Linked DNA regions of Homo sapiens: regions 1 and 2 are each linked to region 3. A link is an interaction called in ENCODE POLR2A ChIA-PET data of the cell type or tissue named here. Cell type or tissue: MCF 10A. All regions are shown on one strand. Region 1 overlaps FRMD6-AS2 (FRMD6 antisense RNA 2). Region 2 overlaps FRMD6-AS2 (FRMD6 antisense RNA 2). Region 3 holds the start of LOC124900595 (a long non-coding RNA gene).

What was found. Peaks named below come from ENCODE experiments on the same cell type or tissue, not always from the same donor. Only the 100,000 strongest peaks of a DNase experiment are listed, where the experiment ranks them.
Region 1: POLR2A ChIA-PET joins it to region 3 with 8 read pairs; 2 of 35 experiments call an interaction of 5 or more read pairs at or near these places.
Region 2: POLR2A ChIA-PET joins it to region 3 with 5 read pairs; 3 of 35 experiments call an interaction of 5 or more read pairs at or near these places.

The regions. Positions count from the first base shown.
Region 1 is chr14:51,543,052-51,548,051 of GRCh38, forward strand. The region is part of intron 2 of FRMD6-AS2 (FRMD6 antisense RNA 2); the gene reads right to left. It also overlaps a transcript of FRMD6 not described here. Among named protein-coding and RNA genes, the nearest start is that of FRMD6-AS2, 54 kb to the right of the region's middle. In MCF 10A, no CTCF peak of the experiment used is centred here; a DNase peak (open chromatin) is centred at 4,380.
Region 2 is chr14:51,531,104-51,536,103 of GRCh38, forward strand. The region is part of intron 2 of FRMD6-AS2 (FRMD6 antisense RNA 2); the gene reads right to left. It also overlaps a transcript of FRMD6 not described here. Among named protein-coding and RNA genes, the nearest start is that of FRMD6-AS2, 66 kb to the right of the region's middle. RefSeq lists enhancers at 3,089-4,288, 3,548-3,842. In MCF 10A, no CTCF peak of the experiment used is centred here; DNase peaks (open chromatin) are centred at 2,308 and 2,958.
Region 3 is chr14:51,339,470-51,344,469 of GRCh38, forward strand. All of the region lies in intron 1 of LINC00640 (long intergenic non-protein coding RNA 640), which reads left to right. It overlaps LOC124900595 (a long non-coding RNA gene), which reads right to left and starts at 643. Exons shown (of 3, transcript XR_943854.3): 1 at 562-643. It overlaps LOC105370495 (a long non-coding RNA gene), which reads right to left. Exons shown (of 3, transcript XR_007064165.1): 3 at 648-766. In MCF 10A, no CTCF peak of the experiment used is centred here; a DNase peak (open chromatin) is centred at 2,902.

The sequences.
Region 1 (5,000 bases), 200 kb after region 3:
TTGATAGTATCCTTTGATGAACAAAAGTTTTTACTTTTGACAAAGTCTAATTTATCTGTTTTTTATTGCTTGCAGAAAGGCACCCAAGTTGATTATGATTTTTATGACCATGATTATAGCAGTAAAACAACTAATCTTGCACTGACAGTATTACCAAGATCCTATCTGTTGAGGATAGTATATTTCTGATAGCTAGATTTGCTTTAGGTGTATATATGTAAGAGTATCAAAAATTATGCCCATTCATTTACCTGTGTCTTTTTCAATTAAAAGATACTTTTTATTAGCATAAGTATTTCCCTTTAATTTTGATTATAAATAAATTTCATGCCTTATTTAGAAGGGTTAAAGAAAAATAAAAAACAAAACTGCTAAGTAGAAATTGTTTAGCTATCATGACTTACCTGTTATAGTTTCATTGGTCTAAGCATTTACTTTTATATAATCTGTTTGCATTTCACATTTACTTTGCTCATCAAAAATTTATTGAGCATCTACCACATGCTTGATAATATGCCAAGCACCAAAGATAGGAAGATAAAAAGACCTGATCTCTGTACTCATGGTTTTCACCATCTTGCAGGACACAAGAACATAGATGCTGAAAAGATTATACTACACAGGAGATTTCTATAGGAGAATGAGACTAAAGTGCTGTGAGATCACAAAAGAAAGAATTGCGAACTGTATTCTTTTGGTGATGGGAACTCAAAAGAATTATTTTGGGCAAGGGAGTTCCATGAACTCATTTAATTTTTTTGAAATGTAATTCTGGCAGCAATGTAAGCGTGGACCGAACTAGAATAGACCAAAATCAGGCAGTGAAGTCAGTAAGAATGGGTACTTTGGAAATGAATTCGCACCATACTCTTGTTCAGCCCTTAGAATTGTTCTAAAATGTTTTAGATATTGCTGTGACGTAGGTTTCTTGAACTCTTATTGGGGAAAGTTTCAAACATATAAAAAATTCTTTCATGTACCATCAGCACAGCTTCAACAGTTATCAAAAACATGCCCAGTCTCATTTCACTGATTGTCCCCCATAGCCCCCTTCCCAGGTATTTTGAAGCAAATCTCAGACATTATATTATTTCATCTGTGAAGATTTTTATGTAACTCCAACAGATAAGAACGCTTAAAAAATATCTCAATAATATTATCCTACCTAAATAAAGTTAATAATACTTTATTAATGGAATGAGGTTTTTAAAACTTAAGGATTTATGTAAATATTCACATATAAAATTCTGTATTATTTCTTATGGAGAATTTTTTTCCTTAATACCTTTGGTAAGGGATGCAGGAGTGATTGAGTTTCTTAAAAACTAAAATCGTTCTTCTTCAAATACATACAAAATATACAGTTCTCAGAGCCACATCAGTTATTAGCTCTTTTATTACATGTGTATAATAGGGAAGTTTCTACTTTGTTATATACTCATAGTTTGAAAACAATATGTATAAGTTGAGCTGTTGAGGAATTTTCCTTTGAGATTTTTTTTTACTCAATAATAATTCCTCACGTTTGTGTCATGCCTTGAATTCTCCAAAGTGCTTTCATGTCTATTATCTAGTGAACTCTGAGAGTTCTGCTGTGCAAAGACGTCTATTATCTACTGTTTACAGTTTTTTTTTTAATCAATTTTACTTTGTTGCGGCTTTTGGGCTTGGAATGAAATAATAAACAATATATGCAAAATCCTCTACTTGCGAGCCAAGAGAGACTTTGTAGTCAAGCCTGCATAAGGATGAAAGGAAATTAGTGTAACATCTCATCAGTTATAATTTACTTAATCTTCTGTAGTATGGGAATATTTGGCATTTATACACACACACACTACACACACGTGTATAAGGATTTTAAATCCATAATTACAACTCAGTATTTTCCATGGGCTCAAAACCCACCTATAAATTTCCCGAACCATTTGGAAAGGGTTGTATTAATAGTAAGATTAAGAAACATGGCAACACATGAATTAGGAAGGGTTTGGGGCTGAAACATTCCAAGAGATCACTCATAATTGATGCCCCATCCTTTTTATCATTCTTTAATTTTTGTTAACGTGCCCAGACATGCACTAGACACAGTTATCTTCAAAACATTCTGTAGTAGAATAGCTTGGTGTCTGTTAACCGAAGACATGATACAAGCATCATATTTAATATCAACTTTTGCTGTTCACCCATAAAATACAGAACATTGAAGCACTCTTTTTAAACACAGCAAAAATCTGCCCCATGATTAGAAAGGAGTACAGAGGTTGACACTCCACTCTGTACTCCAGAGGTGTGCTCTGGAGTAGTACAAACGGGTTTACAAACTGCTAGAGTTAAGGAAGCTGCATGATCTGTCTTCCGATTTAGTTTCCTGCAGTGGTGGACTGGAGTCTATTTTACCTGATCCAAAGAGCTGATGTTAAATATGCAAGAATTTTGCAAACTAGTATTTAAACTGTCAGTTGCTTGAAATCAGCCAGGGTGGGAGTATTTACACCACAAAAATGAGTCAACTGTCAATCTGGCTTCCCTCTCATCCCCCAGAGCCATTTTACCAGCACACCACTGCCTCCCGGGTAAGTTTAAGGATAAAATGAGTTAGTTTATGTAAAGCGCTTTTCATAGAGCTCCCCATAGACAAAGCATTCAGTAAATGCTAGCTACCATTATTGTTATTATTATTTGCCATTGAAAATAAATGCAGCCAACTCTCAACTGTTTATCAAATTGATAAATCATCTATGTCCTATGTTTGTTTGCTTTTGTCCCTATTTGACAATTTTACTAGCAGCATACAAGGGAATATGTTCGGGCATAGGAAAAAAAAGCAGTGAAATCCTAATCAATCCATGGTAGTGCTTATTATTATAGCATTGTGATCTTGACAAAATATTTGCTGAGAGAGAAAGAATTAAAGTTGAAAAAAATGAAAATGGGATTATATCTAAATTTAAAATATTCACTCTATTTTTGTCTTCCTTAAAACAGCTCATCGAAATTCCATTATAAATAGAAAATGATAAAATAATAATTTTGAACAATTGTAGAAAAATATGACAAGTCTGTATTTCAGTGATAAATCATAGAATTCCTGACACACATTATCTTAGGCCAAAAAGGGAATTATTGGTTCTTGTAAATCTCAAAGGTAAAAATCAAAGGATAGGTCTGTGTTTGAACACACCTTGATGCAGGATCACATTAGGCCATGAGTGCTCGGTTTCTCTGGCTTCTATTAGATTATTGCTATTTCCAGTCTCCACGTGGCAGCCTCAGCAGCTCCAAACTCTGCCTTTAAAGTGGAATGCTCTTCCCAAAATCATGTCTCTCAGGAAAGAGAAACTCTTTTTTTTTTCTTTTTTTAAATAGTTCCTGTAAAATTCCTGAAGTTTATTTTGATTGATCTGGCTTTGGCCACACATCTGATGCCAGTTTGGGAGAATATCTAATGGGGTAAAGGTAATTTATTTAAAAAAAAAAACTGTAAGAGTATATCTAACAGGGTAAAGGTAATTTGTTCCCCCTCCCCATCAAAAAAAAAAAAAAAAAAAAAAACCTGTGGTGTTATTACACTAAGATAAAATGGATGTCATGCAACCAAAATACAATTGTCTACTCCAAATTATCTTCATTGTAATTGAATTCATGTTGATGGCAACTCATGTATACATGTAGAGCTAGCACACTGCTTTCTCTTGGAACACAGTTCTGATAATAACCTTCTCAGATCAAGTTTCAGCCCAGGGCACTTCTGAAGCCATTAAAGACCCTAGTCATAAAGAGGCAAAAATAGAGATAGTATCACTACAGGAACTAATTTGAGAAACCCGGGTAAAAGAGTGTTTTAAAAAGCAAATGCTAGCCAAAAAATAATTTATAACACCTCCTGCCAGGCAAAGTTCAAGTTTCAGCTAATAGGAGAATATTCCTGGTATGATCTCGGTGCCTTCCTTAACCAAGAATTAGAGCCCCATGGTACAATGACCTTAGAAATTTTGAAAGCAGTAGCACCAGGAAAAGTGAGAGGTCAAAACTCTGTGTGTTCTGTAATGGACACAAACCTGTTGGCATTTAAAAATTCCACAGTGTTTTGCTGTCAAATTTGTTTTAGAATTTCATTTCAGGAAAGTAAGTTCTAACTCTAATGTTATGGAGAAGTTTAAATATTTATACCAGAAAAAATAAAAAGCACAAAACCCTCTACCCTAGAGTCTCAACCATTGACAAGTTACATAATTCTAACGAGTGTAAAGTATCAAGCTCTGTACATCTTGCTCTCTGCTGGGAAGGTGATGCTTCTGTTTCTCTTGGCTGTAAGTTTGTTTGGCCTGAGCTGGATGTCAGCCTGATTCCTAACCCTCCTCATGGAGTCACAGGCTGTAATGCATGAGTCACAGAGGTTAAAATGCAGCCTTTTCTGGTTTATATTGTATGTGGATTCTGTAATAGTCTTGGAATAGTGTTCTGTGATTCATATCCTAGTCTGGTATGCCTTAGCCAAATGCATCTCCTGGTCTGGTGATGTATATTGAGAGCCCTACGACGCTTATTGAGTATGGAGTGATTTAAGGAAACCATTTTTCTATCCCCTGGGAACTTTCTTTCTTATAATATCCCACCCAAATGTGATTTGTTTAAAACATTGTGATGCTCACCTTTATCTTCACCATTAAATATGTCATACTAAATAATCTTGTGGCCATACCAAGGAAACACCAAATATAAGAAGAGCATTTATTTTACAAAAAAGAGGAGACACATCTGTAAGTATTTTGGAGGGTGAGCATATTTCCCGAAGATCTTGAGATTGGATGTTGGCACCCTGTGTGGCCCTGAAAAAAAAAAAAAAAACTATCTTGGGTCTTTTGTAATTGAACTAGAAACTGTACCAACCCAGAGTTTATAAACAGTATCATATAACATTCATTTTGAAATATACAGAAATGTTAATGAGGTGATGGATGTGAAATCAGCTTTTACTAAGAAATACAATGTGTGCC
Region 2 (5,000 bases), 190 kb after region 3:
GGTAGAGCCTTCATGACCTCACCTCCTTCTTTTAGGCCCTACCTCCCAACACTGTTGCATTGGAGATTAAGTTTCCAACACATGCTTGTTAGGGGACACATTTAAATCCTAGCAGTGATTAAGGTTATCACCAGTAATAAGATATATCAACATCATGTACCCCTTGATAATGATGTGCTTAGAAAGGCACATTACTTCTGAAATATTCTTGCATAAAATGAATAACTTTAACATAATCACGAGAAAATGTCAAACAAGCCAAAATTGAGGGATAAGCAACAAGATAACTGACCATTATTTTCAAAAGTATCAAGGTCCTGAAAGACTAGGACATATTGAGGTATTATTATCACAGCCACAAGGAGAAATGACAACTAAATGCAATTTGGGACCCTGATAATCTGAATAAAGTCTGCAATTTGGTTAATAGTACGGTGCCAATGTTTATTAGTTTTGATCATTATCACTTAACTGTGGGTCTAACATACTTCAAAAGAAAAATGTGTTGTATCTACAGCCATTACATAATGAATAGCACAAAAAATTGAGGAAATATTCTTCCCGTACTCAACAACTATTATCAAGTTCAGTTTGACAAAAAATTTTCTCATGTTATTGTGGAACAGGTGAAGTTCTTTCATGGTCTTTGCTGTTTTACTTTTGCTTTACTCATTAACATAAATGAAAATGCCAATCAATATTCATATCAGAAATACATTCATTTGTCAATTGCAGCCATAAGTTGGCTATGGATATGAGACTGGCAAAAATCAACAAAAGCACTCTCTGAGTATCAGTTAATTTTTATTGCTTGTATTAGCATTTGTATATGTGCTATCCATCTATTATATCAGTAAAATTTATAATAAACATATACTTCTTTTCCAGGGAGTCAGTTGTTAAACATTTACCACCACATCGCTGAATATCTGTCAAAATTATTCATCTTTTCTTCTCTGGGGCTTTTTAAAAGAAATTATTGGGGCCAGGCGTGGTGGCTCACGCCTATAATCCCAGTACTTTGGGAGGCCGAGGTGGGCGGATCACGAGGTCAGAAGATCGAGACCATCCTGGCTAACATGGTGAAACCCCGTTTCTACTAAAAATACACAAAAATTAGCCTGGCGTGGTGGCGGGCACCTGTAGTCCCAGCTACTCGGGAGGATGAGCCAGGAGAATGGCGTGAACCCAGGAGGTGGAGCTTGCAGTGAGCTGAGATAGCACCACTGCACTATAGCCTGGGTGACAGAGCGAGACTCCATCTCAAAAAAAAAAAAAAAAAAAGAAATTATTAAATATGCATTTTTCATATTCTGGGATTGTGTCTAGGAATCATCTTGTGATTTTGCTGACAACAATTATATTCATTCAGATTGAAGAGAAAATGAATAAAATATATTGTGCCCACCCCAGGGTCCATGATACCTCACTGATCACCTGCTACTGATTATATTAGCAGTCATATGTCTTTGAGCCAATTTTCCACCCAGGTGGAAGTGTTAACACAAAACATGACTTAAATTAGTAAAAATTTTGTTTTGTGTGCTTATTTCATAATTTCCTGAGTCTGAAGACGTCCTTCCTATATAAACAACCACCTACATTGACTGAAACTCTTGAGGACAGAGTTTGTACTTAGTTCTGTCATTATTTTCAGAATCATTTTTCTCTTTTTGCATTACAAGCTTCAGATCTGGCCCACAAACTGACCTTCTCAACAGTAATAGTAGTAAGGAGACAGAGCTCAGTCCTAAGTTATCCTAAAGCTCATTCAACCCCATTTTGTAAATCTTTGTCAACCCAGTGCTCAGCACATGGCCTGGCACTTAGTGGAATGTCAGTGAATGTTGTCAATGTCATCCAGCCCTTTGAGGGCTGCAATACTGCTATTAGCTCACTCTGAATAATGTATCTTTAGAACAGTCCAGAAAATGTTATGTCCTACAACCAATAATGGTCTCTGCCTCCTCCATGTCTTGCCAAGTGCTTAGGTCACATACCTTTTGCAGCTCTCTTGATTTTACCTAAGTGTAGCCCAATGACAAAGAGAGGACCATTCAGAGGAATTACAATGCCAGATGAACAAAGCCAAGACCTACTTAGGTTTTTGCTGGGCTTCGAGGAGTCTGGGTTTTTTTCTGGGGTGGGGCAGGCTGATGGTAGGGAACTGCTCTGCTAGAGAGGCTTTGGCAATTACTCAGAGATGTTTACAAGGATTTATTTCTTAGAGTGGTTTGATTTCCAGAAAAATTGCCTTTAAAAAAAGCTGGATAAAACAGGTTCCACATTACACTTGTATGAGTTGTCCTGAATGGCATAAATTATTTTTCCTGAGGCTATTAGCTCAGAGTCTGAGCAACACACTGGTGTTTTTACAGGAGTCTAATGCATAGAGATTACGGCTGACTCTCCATTTTATATAATTCCTGACCTAGTACTGAGTCTCACCAAATGTTGATGATCTTCAACTCATTCAGCAACTGGGAAATAATCACATTCAGACATTTCTACCAGGCTTGTCATAGCTACTAATGCCATCCTTTAAAAAGGAAATACCTTCTGAACCCTATCAATAAATGTAAAAAAGAAATACCCTTCTGAACCCTATCAATAAATGTCGTGGTCTCAAGATGACATTGCCAGGCCCTTAGACCCAGGTTTCCTGTTTCCTCCTAGGATGCCACCCCTGTTCCACTTTCAGAGAGCGTCTCTGGGTCTTGGCTGAGGTTGTGCCTAGTGAGTTCTTGTCACTGCACACTGACAATAACTCCCCTCACTTGCAGTTTTCCTGGTGGGCTACTTTCTTCAATGTGGATCCTTTTATCTCTTTCAATTATAGTAAGACCAATAGGAAGAAAGTCTTTTGGGGAACAGCAGAATTGCAGCTTCTAGGTGGGTGGGGAAAGGACCTAATTCACAGCCTTGGGTTGACTGGTTGTTGCATGTGCCTGGGCAGCTCTGCCAGTGCCTTGCACAACCAAGGAGTCAAGTCTATGGAGGGTGGGGGTACACAGGGAACTCACCCTGCTCCTGTCTGCCTGTAGGGACAGCCATCCACATAGTTCAAACGGCTGTAGATCTCAATTCATTCTAAAGTCTACTAACTGGTTATGTTTTCTCGAACCACATGCTTAAACCAACTTCTTCCACATAAGCAGCTTTTACCCATATAATATCACTATTACAGGGAGGAAAGATTTTGTCACTCTACCCATGGTAATGTGTGATGTAGTCACCAGTCCTCAAAGCTTAATTACAACAGTGCTGCATGATTGGAGATTGAGTTGTTTCTTATGATGGTTGATTTTTTTATTGGACAAGGGCTTAGAGCCTAGCTATAGGAAGTTGTTTCTTTTGGATACAATCCTAGAAGTTTTCCTTTTAAAACATTCTTTCTACCTTTCCTATTTTCAATACCTATCAGGTCTATGTAAATATCACCGTCTCTCTCTTCTTTGCCCAGACAGCTGTCACACTATTTAGCTTTTCCTTCTATAACATTCTACTTAAAGAGGTTGCCAGTGTCACTTTCCCTCCTCTAAAACTGGGGATTAAAATTCCCAGCCTTCCAGAACAGGTAAATAATTGCTTTGTCATGAGAAAAATCAATATCTGCTACCACAGGAAGTCGGGCAGGAAGCAGTTGGACAAAGGCCTGCACTTCAGCTGTGCAGCAGAGTCATTTGTGTGACCCCAAAGGTTATGCTTTCCTGCTTGTTTTACAAAAAGCTGATGAGCCAGGCAGAGGAACCAGAGTCCAGATAGGACTAGAAGTATGTGCCAGGTACTCTCCAGTGGAGAACGCAGGGCCCCGGGGCAGCCGCTCAATTAGATGTATTGTTGACCCAAGGTGAGATTCAAGAGGAGATAAAGACTTTCAGGGAAAGGGAAGAGCAGTGAGCAGTTCACCCACATTCCCCACCAAAAGTGAACTACTCAGATATTTTGCAGTTTTCTCTTCTAATGCTCAGGGAGCTACAAGGACATTTTGAGCCTATTCAGTCATCTTTTGATTGAAATCAGGGAAACTCAGTACTCTCATGGCTTCCAGGGTCCTCAAACCTTTCTAGCCCCACTTAAAAAAAATAGCTTATTGAAATATAATTTACACACATAAAATTTGTCCCTTTAAAGTATATAATACAGTGGTTTTTAAAATATATTCACAGTACGTACAACCATCACACAATCAATTTTAGAACACTTTTACCACCTCAAAAAGAAACCCTATACTGTTTACCAATCATAATCCTATTCTCCCCTCACCCCATCCCTAAACAACCAATAATCTATTTTCTGCTCTATAGATTTGCCTATTCTGGACATTTCTACTTTCTATCTCCACAGATTTGCCTATTATGGACATGGAATATGTATAGTCTTTTGAGACTGGCTTCTTTCACTTGGCAAAATATTTTCAAGGATTATCCATGTTGTGGCATATATTAGCACTGTGTTCCTTTTTATGGCCAAATAATATTCCACGATGTGGATATACCACATTTTGTTGATCCATTCACCAGGTGATGCACATTTGGGTTGTTTCCATTGTTTGGTTACTATGAGTAACGTTGCTATAAACATTCATGCACATATCTTTGTGTGGATACATGTTTTTAATTCTCTTGGAGTGAAATTGCTGGGTTATATGTTTTGAAACACTGACAAACTTTCCCAAAGTGGCTGCTCCACCTAACAATCCCACCAGCAAGGTATGAGGGTTCCAATTTATCCACATCCTTGTCTACACTTATTATTGTCTGATTTTTTTATTTTAAGCTTTCCTGGTGGATATGAAGTGGGTCTGATTTGTGTTTCTTTTGTGAATAATGATGTTGATCATCTTATCATGTGTTTATTGACCTTATCATTAAACACATCTTGTCATCTGTTTATTCTCCTATGGTAAAATGTCTATGCAAATCCTTGCCCATATATATATTATATTATATTGCATTATATTATATATATATTTTATATATATATATATATATAGAGAG
Region 3 (5,000 bases):
CGCACTGGCCCAAGCCATCTTCATCTCTCGGTTGGATGATTTCAGGAGCCCCCTGAGGGGTCTTTGCCTGGATTCCATCCTGGTCCCATGACAGTTTATACTCAACAAAGTAACCAGATAATGTTATGGATCTGCTCAAACCCTCAAAGGCATTGCAATGTCACTGCCAGTAAGTGTCTCTATCTCCCACTGCTGCCTCTATCCCACACCCCTCTGGCCCTTATCCACTCTGCTCCGGCCACACAGGTGTCCAGCTTCCTCTCCCTTTGGAACTTTGCTTTGCTGTGTCCTGACCTGATAGGTTCTGTCCCCAGATGCCTGCCTATCTTGTTCCCTCCTTGCTTAAGGTTCCTGTTCAAATTCCATCTTACCTGTGAAACTCTCTACATAGTCTTTATAAAGAGCAGTCTCTCTACCCAATACTCCTTTCCCTGCAATCTTACCTATTTTAATTTTTCTGCATCTTGCTTTTTCTGTGTGGCATGTATATTCATTTCCTAGGGCTGCCATAACCAAGTACCACAAACTGGGTGGCCTCAAACAACAGAAATTTATTCTCACCTTGTTCTGGAGGTCAGAAGTCCGGAATCAAAATGTCGGCAGTGTTGGTTCCTTCTGAGGGTTCAGAGGGAGAATGTGTTCCACGCCTGTCTCCTAGCTTCTTATAAATGGCTGGCAAACCTTGGCATTCCATAGCTTGTGGATGTATCACTCCAGTCTCTGCCTCCATCTTCACATGGCCATCTTCCCCCTGTGTCTCTCTCTTCTTATAAGAACACCAGCCATATTGAAGTAAAAGCCTATTCTACTCTATTATGACCAATTTAATGTAACTATTTACATCTGCAATGATCTTATTTCCAAATAAGTTTACATTCTGAGATCCTGGGGGTTGGACTTTAACACATCATTTTTGGAGGACCCATTCAACCCGTAACAGCATACAAAGTACTTACTAGTTGATTTCTTTAGTACCTGTCTTTACCCACAAAAACATAAGCTATTTCTGTTCACTGATGTATCCTCCATGACTAAAATACTTGGTACAGAGTAAGCATTCAGTAAATACTTTTTAAATGAATGAATAACTATGGAAATCCCATTTTCTAATCTTTTCTAAACACCTTGCTAATGTAAATACTGGTATAGTGAAAGTTTTTATGCATAATTATTCACCTACATCTTGGATTGTTTCTTTGGGATATGTTCCCAGAGATAGATTCAACTCAATCTACTACCCCTTATCCTAGTGCTGGCCTGTGCTGCATGAATAGGGAAATCCTATTCATTCAGATGTTGCTCAAATGGAATTTGTGGTGACTTGAAGGAAAGGGTGACCTGGTTCATCTTTGCTGTTTGTTAAGCAAATTAAGGGTGGAGTCAAAGTTTTAGTGGGCAGTAACTCAAATCCTAAAGATTATATGTGGTTATATAACCTTTTTTCCTATTTAAGAATTGGTTTGCCTTTTCCCCAAGTTTTTGCGTAACTTCATAGTTATATTTAATGGCCAGTATTAGAAAATCTTATTTCACAATCTGTTATTATTGGGCATTTAGTTTCTTTCTGATTTGGGGGTATTATAAATAATGTTGTAACGTCTATTTTCAAACATATATTTTTCCCCTCACATCAGTATTTTCTCTTTAGTGTAAATTCTTAAGAATCAAAGACTCTCAAAATGCCCAAGCGATTAAATATCTTTATGGTGTTTGATATATTTACTTCTTTCATTTGAATCACATGGGCCGAAGGGTATATCCGTACATTTTTTAAAACACATTTTACTTACACATTCATCTTTTAAGAAAAATGGCCCAACTCTTTTTGCCAGTATTGTTATAATCATTAGTTGGTTCATGTTCATTCTTTCTTAGGGAGTGGAGCTTCCTGTTAAGTGGGTACCACCTGCAGGACCTGGGCCAGGCTCAAAGCTGAAAGCAACTCTGTGTGGACTGCCTATAAGGGAGCCAATCACCCTTGGGAGGTTGGCAGAGACTGTGCCCATTAAATCCCTCCATACCATGCAGTGCTAAATGGCCCAATCAAATCCTCTATTTAGAAGAATATATATCAGATGATTAAAGAGAAAGCTGATGACTCAGCTTTAGGCTGTTGTTTTTTCTGGAGCAATAGTGAGCAAATATCACTGGTTGTTTACGATACTGGCTGCACATTTTAATGGGTAAACCAATGTCCCTGAATACCTACACCGCTGATCAATAATGCCTCCTTTTGCTGGCCTTTCCCATGGTTCTTTGAAATAAACTTTTATGTTGGTTAACAATTTGTGCATATTACTTCCTTGTAACCCTGAAGGAATGGCTAGTAGAGCCAGTACAATAGTGCTTTACAGAAGGGAGTACCCCCTGATAATCCTGCCAGTGGTAATGCCTATAAGCAGCTGGGTCCCAAATTCACCAATTCCGAGAGTTGTCACTAAAACCTTTTTTTTTGGGCAGGGGGATCAGGTTCAACATGGTGTTGATTTTTTTTTTGGTTATTAGTTAGAAAAATTGAGTACTTAAATGGTCCTTACTTATTTTAAGCCAAGTTCACTAATAGAGAAACTGGCCTCTGGAAAATTGGCCTTTAGTGTTGACTGCTAAGTAATGTTCTTCATTTACTGGGGGAATTCATCTAATATTGACTTCAAATTATTCAACAATGAAATCATAGATTTACTGTAGACACAATAGTCCTCAAGCTTACAGAATTTGGGAGCCCCTATTGTCTACTTGAAACTATCATTTTGTTTCTGTCATTCGCATATGTACAAGTCATGGCTAACTTGATTGCTTTGGTGTTTTCCCAGGTAATATTGACTCCAATCCAGAAGACAGTCATCAGTTAAGTAAATAAAACAGGAACAGAACATTGGTACTTACAGTAGGCATGATTTTAAGATAAACCCCAATGAGTCATATCCTTGTATAATCTCCTCCCCTTGAGTGTTGTTGGAGCTAATGAGTTGCATTTAGTGAACAGAATATGGCAAAGATGGTGGGATCGTCACTTCCGTGGTTATGTTATTGCTATGTAAACTGCCATTATAGCAGACTGGAAGGATTGATTCTCCTTTTGGCCATGACGTAGTGAGGTACCATGTGACAAGAAACTGCAGGCAGCCTCCTGAGTCTGAGAGTGGCCCCTGGCTGACAGCTAGCAAGAAAACAGGGACCTCAGTCCTCCAGCTTCAAGGAAGTGAACTCTCTGAAATCACATACACATGGAAGAGGACCCCAAACTCCAGACTCCAGAAAAGAATGTAGCTGTGTCGACACCTAGATCACAGCCTTGTGAGACCCTGAGCAGGGGACCCAGTTAGGCTGTGCCTCAACTCCTGACCTATAGAAACTGAGATGATAAATGGGTGTTGTTTTAAGCCACTAAACTGGGATGTGTTATGAAATGACAGAAATTTAATACAGTCTCCGTATTCAGGGTGGAGTGTAAGGGAGTGTGTTTAAATCTCAGCTTTGCTACTTATTAGATGTACAACCATGGCAAATTACTTAACCCCTCTGAATCTGTTACCTTTATGGTAAAATAGGAACAAAAATTATACCTATTTCAGGATGATGAAGAGGGAATGAAATGGTACACGCTGAGTCACTTAACGTGGTACCTGACACATAGTAACTTCTCAATGCATGTTTTTCATTGTCATCAGAGGTTGGACATTTTAAATTCCATAATCCTAAATGTTTTTTTCATTATTTTTTTCCATGTTGCTCATGTTTTGAAGATTTTCATTTATCATATTACCTGATTTTATTTATTAAGTAATCATTCATTTTCATTTCCTCATCTATTTTTTTTCTTTTCTTTTTTTGAGATGGAATCTCGCTTTGTCACCCAGGCTGGAGTGCAGTGGCGCAATCTTGGCTCCTGAGTATCTGAGAATACAGGCGCGCGCCACCACGCCCAGATAAATTTTTTGTATTTTTTTAGTAGAGACAGGGTTTCACCATGTTACCCCGGCTGGTCTCGAACTCTTGACCTCAAGTGATCCACCTGCCTTGGCCTCCCAAAGTGCTGGGATTACAGGCGTGAGCCACCACACCCAGCCCTCCCCATCTATTTCTAATTCATGACCTACATACAGCTTCTGATTAGCTTGGGGTATTCTTAATAGATTAATTATAATTAATGTAGTTTGGCTAAAAGCAGACATTTAGTGTTATAGTTAGTAGAATTTCCCTTAACTTTTGAAATATAAGAAATGAATTGTTGAACTTTGCCAGATTAACATTTGGAACCACAGTATTAGCTGATTGATGGTAAATAGGCATTGGGTGACTTTCTGCAGCTAAGCAAGGCAATCATGATTTGCCTTTATATGCCAGCATATTTGCTCAGGTATTGCTGGATGGGTGAGAATGGCTGAAAAGAAAATTGTTAGTTCAAGTGAAGGAAGGAAGTGCCCAGAAAGAAAAAGAAGATAAAATATTAACATTATTTAGGTACTTAATGGCTGGGAATTAACTTATGAATCACAAAAGTTTTAGGAATTGTTGTGCAATGTCAGTATTTAAATTATGGTAAAATGAATAAGTATGCTTCATTTATGTTGTGTTTATAGTAAAATGCTCTTATTTTGTAATTTATTTTGTGTATAATAAAATAAGAGCATTTTAATCTATAATTATAATATTTGAAGTATGATTGCTACTCTTTCTTTAGTGCTTTATTTCCTCTTTGAATATTATCTAAAATACTGCATTATATTATGTTATTAATATCAAGGCCTAATGTATTCAGTTTCTAGATGAACGATTTTCAAGTTGATTACAGACTTGATAGGGAATTATATTTATTTAATAGAAGTCTCTTTTGTACAATCTTAGCTAAAATTCTGAGAAACAAGAAAAAGCTATGTTATAAGGAACTAGTTCATCTGCTGTAAAAGTACACTGACATTTTAAAGTGCAAAAAACCAAAATACAGCTTAAGAAGTATGTCTGAAAAGTTAATGTTAAATAAATTAGATTTTCCAGGT